Regions from separate parts of the Homo sapiens genome. Here region 2 is linked to region 1. Evidence: chromatin contacts called from ENCODE Hi-C or POLR2A ChIA-PET data. All regions are on one chromosome and are shown on one strand. Each heading gives the region's core, a stretch centred on a gene start or an enhancer-like site at or near the end of the contact. The rest is flanking DNA. Distances are from core to core; before and after follow the strand shown. Region 1 holds the start of SUSD4 (sushi domain containing 4). Region 2 has its middle 31 kb from the start of TLR5.

Evidence for each region. A loop is a pair of places that touch in the nucleus more often than their neighbours do. ChIA-PET counts read pairs that join two places held with the same protein, here RNA polymerase II (POLR2A). Pooled maps may share reads with other maps.
Region 2: a map of heart left ventricle shows a loop between it and region 1 (4-fold over the local background). The contact joins the enhancer-like site here to the promoter of SUSD4 in region 1. A Hi-C loop is called at or near these places in 5 of 168 maps with a recorded cell type or tissue (Caco-2, Calu3, MCF 10A and 2 more) and 5 of 50 pooled maps. POLR2A ChIA-PET finds 5 or more read pairs at or near these places in 3 of 52 experiments (CD4-positive, alpha-beta T cell, naive thymus-derived CD4-positive, alpha-beta T cell and naive thymus-derived CD8-positive, alpha-beta T cell).

Annotation. Positions count from the first base shown.
Region 1 is chr1:223,361,629-223,365,498 of GRCh38, forward strand. SUSD4 (sushi domain containing 4) reads right to left here and starts at 2,548. Exons shown (of 9, transcript NM_017982.4): 1 at 2,429-2,548; 2 at 1,650-1,832. The coding sequence starts at 1,797.
Region 2 is chr1:223,172,841-223,176,515 of GRCh38, forward strand. No RefSeq gene overlaps it. Among named protein-coding and RNA genes, the nearest start is that of TLR5, 31 kb to the left of the region's middle. Within about 2 kb of position 2,376, at least 4 of the 41 ENCODE cell types and tissues checked have a DNase peak (open chromatin) inside an H3K27ac peak, as active enhancers do.

The DNA.
Region 1 (3,870 bases), core at 1,298-3,797:
AAAACAAATCTCAGCTGTGCTCAGACCTCACCCATCCAATAACAATAGTCAAGACAAATGTAAATGAACCTTGATTAACTAGTCTGTCATCTACATAAGAGAAATGGACCAAGAAGATGGAAAATCATGTGGACCTGGTTTGAGAGAATGAAAGCTAGAACTGGGAGGCAAAAGCAGAGAGGAGGGGAGGAAATGATCCAGATCCACGCAATACTGTTCTGCCCGTCTATTCCCACTCATATGTGAAGCAGAGCTGGTGTCCACGGCAGATTAGAGGCTGTGACCAGAGCCCTGGCAGGGCACACAGGTGCTGGCCTGGCCTCACACTTGACCTTCTCCTCCATGAAGAGGAAGCTTGCCTCAGAGAAATCTCTATAAAAAACTACAAGCATCCAAAAAGTTATTCCTTCTTAAAAAAAAAATACAAAAATAAAAATAAAAACCAATGTCCACCCAAAGCAAGTGTTTTCTCACTAATTTTGATAGATATGCACATTGCAATAAACACCTTTATACTCTGGGCATCTTTCAGATGTCTAAGTGGAATGCCTGGGTTATTGATTACTCTGTGTTAAAGCCCAACTTATTACACCTCTCCTCCACTTTTGCTAATTTTTCACTCATTTTTTTTCCATTTTCACCTTTGAATTCTCTGAAACAGCAATATTTTAAAACGCTAAAATGGTTTATTTACATCAGTCAATACTTGCTTTTCAACCAAAGATAATTTATTTATATATTAACAGTATCTCAGCTCCTTTTAACGTCCACATCAGCAAGCTCTAGAGAACGTTTGCAATGGACAGGAATGATGGACAGCAATGAGCAGTGGAGGCAGGGAGACTAGGCTCTCAAATTCAGACAGGAACTCCATCTGTCTTCCTCTACCACAACTAAAAGATACCCCTCCCCCAGAACCAAATATGTTATAGATTAGCCGCCCACGGAGGCTGAGGCTATCAATTTTATTTCAGCTAACTTCTACTTCATAGAAGAGCAACTGACTTTATTCCCTGAAATCATACCTCGATGAGCAAAGCAATCTGTCAGAGGCACACCTGAAAGAATACCTCTGCACCTCCTCCACGCCCCCAACATACACATACATGCTGCACACACAGGGGAAGGGAAAGTTAACTTTCAAATAAACCTGCCCCGCAGCCAGTCTGACCACGTTTCCAGACCCTTCACATTCTCAAAGGTGGTTCTTAAACTCTTGCTTAAATCCAGAGGCTGAAATCTGACCTCTATCTGCTGAAGGCATTGGCAAGAGGTCCACAAATACACCACTCCCCACTGCCCCCACCCCCCACCCCTCCCCCCCCCGCCCCCGCTTCCTTGGCCAAAGTGGGAATAATGGGCCAGGCTTTATTGTCTTTCCTTGGGAGAAGCCAGGCCCGGAGGCTGGTGGGAAGCTCCAGACAGAATGTGGGTGTGTGAATCTGTGCGGGCTCCACATGGGAATTTTCAGGGAACTCCAGCGGTTTCGGAGAAGGGCGGCCATAGGCTGGGACGCAGGCACCCTCGCGTTGTCAGATCCTCCTGAAGTCTGGGTGTATGGGGGAGGGGTGCAGGGCTGTCCTGGCAGCTAGGCTCTTTCTCCCCTCTGGGCCATCCCCAGGCCCTCCCACCACAGCTGGGTCACTCACCGCCCGTGAGCTGTGCAGGGCCGAAGCACAGCGCCAGCTGAAACCACAGGATCACGGCCAAGAGTCTCTGGGGGGACTGAGGTTGCTGCTGCTGCTGCTGCTGCTCTAGAAATCCATCTCCATTGCTCGGGTTCATTCCATGATACATCTTTCATCCACAGAGGGCATCCAGCTTGCAAGAGTCTGCAACCAGAAGCGGAACACCACAATAAGCCAGTCTGTCCGGGCTCGGGGGCCACGCTCCCCCTCCTCCGCTCTGGGACCCGGCGCCTCGGCTTCCCAGGCTCCATCCTGGTTCCTCCCCCGCGCGGCCCCCGCCCCCTTTCCCACGGCGAGGTCCCCCGCCTTCCCCCGAGCCGGGTGCACTGAGTAACAGCCGCCGTGGGATGCTGCGCGTGCTGGGGGATGGAGGACAGGAGGGAGGGCAGGGGTTAGCGCACATTGGCTCCGCGCCGGTCCCCGGGATTCAGCAGCTGTGCCCACCACAGGAAAGTCTAGAGCCTCCCCGCGTCTCGGGGCCGCGAAGACACTTTTCCCTGGGCCTATACATTTCACTCTGGGAATCTCACAATGTGGCACCGTCTCCCCCAGCTACTTCTCTGGTTTTCCTCGGGATTGGGATCGATCCTACTGCCCCAGTCCCCAGTGAGATTTCTCTGCGCTGTCAAAAAAAAAAAAAAAATTCTCCCTTGGGGAGCTGCACCAGGCACCAACTCCCCCTCCCCGGCCTGCGCGCGCCTCCTCGGAATGGAAGACCCTTCCGGGACTGTCGGTCTTACCTGTGGGTCTCATGCATGCAGCTTCCTTCCCTCCTCCGCCTCCTCCCCCCGCCAGTCTAACCCGCATCTGTGCGCGACCTCTGCTGCCGCCGCTGCGCGAGCGAGCGAGACGGAAGCTTCGGCGGCGGCGCTCGGCTCCAGCTCCCCCGCCCGCGCGCTCCCTCCCCAGGCGCCCCCGAGCGGGCGGGTGTTGGGGGAGGACGGGAGCCCGGCCGCGCGCCCCCGCGGAGGCGCCCGCGCGCCCGCTACCTGAACTCGCGAGCGCGCGGCGGCGGCGGCGCGGAGAGAGGGAGTGGGTGGGGACGGGGTGAGTGGGGGGGCGGGGACGGGGCGAGGGGTGCGCGGGCGCGCGAGCACGCGCCTCTGCCAACCCAGCCGGCGCCGCGGCGTGGCCGGAGACTGGCGAGGGCGGGGACGGGGAAAGGGGCCCGCCGCCGCGACCAATGGGAAGCCCGCGCGCCTGCACCTGTCGGGGCGCGAGGCGCCGGCGGCCGGTCTTGCACACGCACGCAGCTCGGTCGCCCCTTCCCCGGCGCTGGACTGCAGCCCCTGCCCCGGCTGCGCGCCAGCTCAGGTGCCCGCCCCGGCCTCCGCGCGGCCTCTGGTGCCCCCAGCCCGCGGCGCGGCGCGGGAGAGCGCTCCGCCCTAGAACTACCGCCGCGGCGGTGGCTGCAGACCCGGGGCGAGTGCGCGGCCGGCAGCTCCCAACCCCAGAACTCTCGCCACAGACCCGGTTAACTTGAGCACCGCCAATTGCCCGAGTCTCTTAATTTCCCGCGTTAACCCCTCCCCGCTCCCATCTCCGCCGAAGCTCTGCGCGTCCCCAGGGAGCCCGAAGGACCATCTGAGGCGGCTGAGAGACACTCTCCCCCTCCCCCACACCCTTGGTATTTTCCCTCTGCCAGCCGCAGGTGTTGCGAGTGAGGACCCCTGTCCGGTCTTGGAGATGCGCGGGGCCCTCGGAGCCTTGGCCTGGGAGGCGCTCCCGGGGGCGGGGAGGCGGGGGTAGCGGGTGATTGGTGACACGCAGAAGGTTGGGTACCTGGAGGAGGGGAGGCTTCCGGGGTCGTAGATGGGAAGCCAAGGGGGTCGGTGGTAATTGCCCTCCCAGCCCCAAGTGGAGAGAGTTGGCCTGGTCGGTCCCCTGTCTCTGCGCCGATTCTGGTGTCGGAGCTCAGCCCGCAGTGGTTGCAGCTCTCACTCGCCGCCGGCTCTGATCGCCCGCGGTCGGTTTCAAGATAGGGAAGCCCACATTCCAGCCACAGTGATTAAGAGGTGTCAGCTAATGAGGTGGCGTCCACCGGCAGCGCTTTAGAGCCAGTGACACTCCATGATTCTGTAGCAATTTGTGGATATGAAAACTATGTTCCTGATACAGCTACTAAATCATCCTTTGCTTCTATCGACTTTCCCAAAATCTCACATACTGATGGTAGTTGGGA
Region 2 (3,675 bases), core at 1,126-3,625, 190 kb before region 1:
AGAAGACATTTATGCAGCCAAAAAACACATGAAAAAATGCTCATCATCACTTGCCGTCAGAGAAATGCAAATCAAAACCACAATGAGATATCATCTCACACCAGTTAGAATGGCAATCATTAAAAAGTCAGGAAACAACAGGTGCTGGAGAGGATGTGGAGAAATAGGAACACTTTTACACTGTTGGTGGGACTGTAAACTAGTTCAACCATTGTGGAAGTCAGTGTGGTGATTCCTCAGGGATCTAGAACTAGAAATACCATTTGACCCAGCCATCCCATTACTGGGTATGTACCCAAAGGACTATAAATCATGCTGCTATAAAGACACATGCACACGTATGTTTATTGCGGCATTATTCACAATAGCAAAGACTTGGAACCAACCCAAATGTCCAACAATGATAGACTGGATTAAGAAAATGTGGCGCATATACACCATGGAATACTATGCAGCCATAAAAAATGATGAGTTCATGTCCTTTGTAGGGACATGGATGAAATTGGAAATCATCATTCTCAGTAAACTATCGCAAGAACAAAAAACAAAACACCTCATATTCTCACTCATAGGTGGGAATTGAACAATGAGATCACATGGACACAGGAAGGGGAACATCACACTCTGGGGACCGTTGTGGGGTGGGGGGAGTGGGGAGGGATAGCACTGGGAGATATACGTAATGCTAGATGACAAGTTAGTGGGTGCAGCGCACCAGCATGGCACATGTATACATATGTAACTAACCTGTACAATGTGCACATGTACCCTAAAACTTAAAGTATAATAATAAAAGAAAAACAAAACTTAAAAAAAAATTACGTATCGTTTAAAGTACTTAACTCTTTACCCCAGAAACTTTTAAGTAAAATTCATACTTCACGAACATGTCTCAATATTGCAGCATTGTTTATAATTTCAAAGAAATGGGGAAAGGCGAGTTATCTAACAATGGGGAATTGGCTAAATAAATTATGATACATTTACTTCTTGGAATACATGCAGTCATTAAATATAATGTTCTTGATGCACATTTAAGGTATATATAATATACATATTTGCAAACATTTTATGTTTTACACTTTAGAGCTGTCCTTAAAGAAATGTAACTGTTCTAAAAACAGAATCAAATGTTCTTGACAGAAGGACTTTTTTCCTGTAAGTTATTGATCTTCTTTAGTGTCAATATATACAGGAAACAACCACCCTCAATTGTAATAAGAGGATCTTGTGCAGGTATGACTGCAGGATTATCATCTATAGCAAAGCAGCATGTCACAGACACTTTTAAAAACCTAAAAACTTTATCTTCCTTCTTGCTTTGAAAAATCAACCAAGGAGTAATGCAGTGAACACCAAGATTTGAGGAAAAATGAACTCATGAACCATTATATGAAAAAAAAATCATGTTACAGTTTACATAATGAGATCTCAATTTTATTAAAAAAACAAAACCTATATCCCTGTGTATGAAGATATATGCATATGAAAAAACTGTCTGACAAGAAATTCCTGTGTGTATTCCACAGCGTACCCAACTGTTGATGACGTCTCTGTTATTGGGAACTTACAGTGGATGGGAAGACCAGAAAAATATATATGAAAAGCCAGACCATGACCTAGGGAGGAGTTAAACAGAGGACAGGAGTACTGGTATTTGGTGGTTAGGCACACTGCTCTCAATGCCTAACAGTCCTGGGTTCAAATCCAGATACTGTCCCTTGCCAGATGAAACCTTGGGCAGGTTACTTCTTTCAGCCTAAATTTCTTCATCTGTAAGTATCAGTTGAGCACAAATATATTAATATTGTAAAGTGCTTAGTAAAGTGCTTCAGATCAGCTGGCTACAAATTTGGGGTCCTTGACAAACGGGGGTTTTATAGCAAGAGCTCAGTAAATGGTATTTTTTAAATAAAAAATCTACTTCATTGAGTTATTGAGGGGTACACACAATAAAATGTACTGGGCCCTACAAATTATGTAGCTGTAGTTGCTTCTACCATCGCCATAGGTTAGATTTGACTTTTCTATAGTTTCTATAAATAGGATCATAAGTATGTACTTCTTTCACTTGGTCTAATAGTTTTGAGATTCACCTAGGTTGTTGCATTTACCAACATCAGCTTTATTCCTGATAGCCAAAACCTGGCAACACTCCAAATGTCCATCGGCAGGTGAATGGCGCGTAGTGCAGAATTAACCAAACAGAGGTCTGGTCTTTGTCTTGGGCCACTGGCAGGTGATCTCTAGACCCCTGAAGTCTCCTGCAATAGGAGTGTCATCGTTTGCCTGGGGGCTTTGGCCAGCAACAGCCTAATGATGTGATTTATGATGGGCCTTTGGAACACACAGTATTTGCTCTGGCCTCTGGGAGGAGCTGGAGACTAAAGGCCAGGTGCTTGGGCAGTGTGTGATTGAGCCCCATTAAAAGCTCTGGACACCAAATCTCGGTTGAACTTCCAAGATCCACAGTACTCTGTGCACATTGCCACATATCGATGATGGGAAGGCAACATGTTCTTGGGGGCGTGGAAGCTTCATATTTGAAACTCTCCCAGATTCTGCCCTATGCAGTAGAAGCTTTGGCTATTTCTAATTTGTATTCTTTCACTGTCATAAAACTGTAATTTTAAGTATAGGGCTTTCCCAAGTTCTGTTACTTGTTCTAGCAAATTGTCAAGCCTGAGAGTGGTTGTGGAGACCTCTGAATTTGTAGCCAGCTGATCTGAAGTGAGGGTAACCCTGGGGACCCCCACACTTGGCATCTGAGGAGAGGGCAGTCTTATGGGGACTGTTCACCCAGACTTAGCAGTTTGGCAAGCTCATTGCAAATGGCTGAGAAAATTTTTGTTTATCCATGGAATACAATGTAGTATTACTTAGAGATTGAGAAAAGAGGAACAGGCTACTGATGCGTATGAGACAGAGACGAATCTCAAAAAGCATTGTGCTGAGGGAGTGTGATTTTTAATGCAGGAACTCAGCAACATGTGACAAGGGACCCCATGCACTTATTGCACAAGAAATGCTGTTTTCACAGGAAATTGGAATCACCATGGCCTGCAAAGCAGAAGAGTGTCAGAGGCAAGTTAAACTTGCTCAGGGCCTGAGAGATAGAGATGGGGAGTTGAAGGGGGCGCCTTCTTCTTAGGCAGACAGAAGTTACCTTGGGAAGACAAGCCTGGCAGGAGCATGAGCATTGAGGAGTTACGGAAGGTATGGCTGGAAATGTGGAACATTGGAAGCTAGTGGAAATTTGGATTTACCCTGTAGGACATGTGGAAGCCCCAGAGTTTTCAGAGCTGGAAGGGGGTTTCCCTGTGACAAAAATAGGTTTGGATGAATTTGTTTTATATCATTGTAACAGGCTGAAAAAAATTTGAGACAAAATATGCTTTTCTCTAATGGAGAATAATTGGGATGGTTAGAAAAAAGGATATTAGCTCTGGATATAGGAATAAACAATAAAACAATAAAGTGTTTTTCAAACTTTTCTAGACAGTGACCCAATCAAAAAGTACATTTTATATCAATACGCAGTACACATGCACATAAACACATACATACATGTGAAACAAATTTCATGAAACAATATTTCCTTTTCTTATGGGCAGTGCATCTGAAATGTTCTATTTCATTCTGCTGCGTTCTATTCTATTATGTTCTATTCTATTT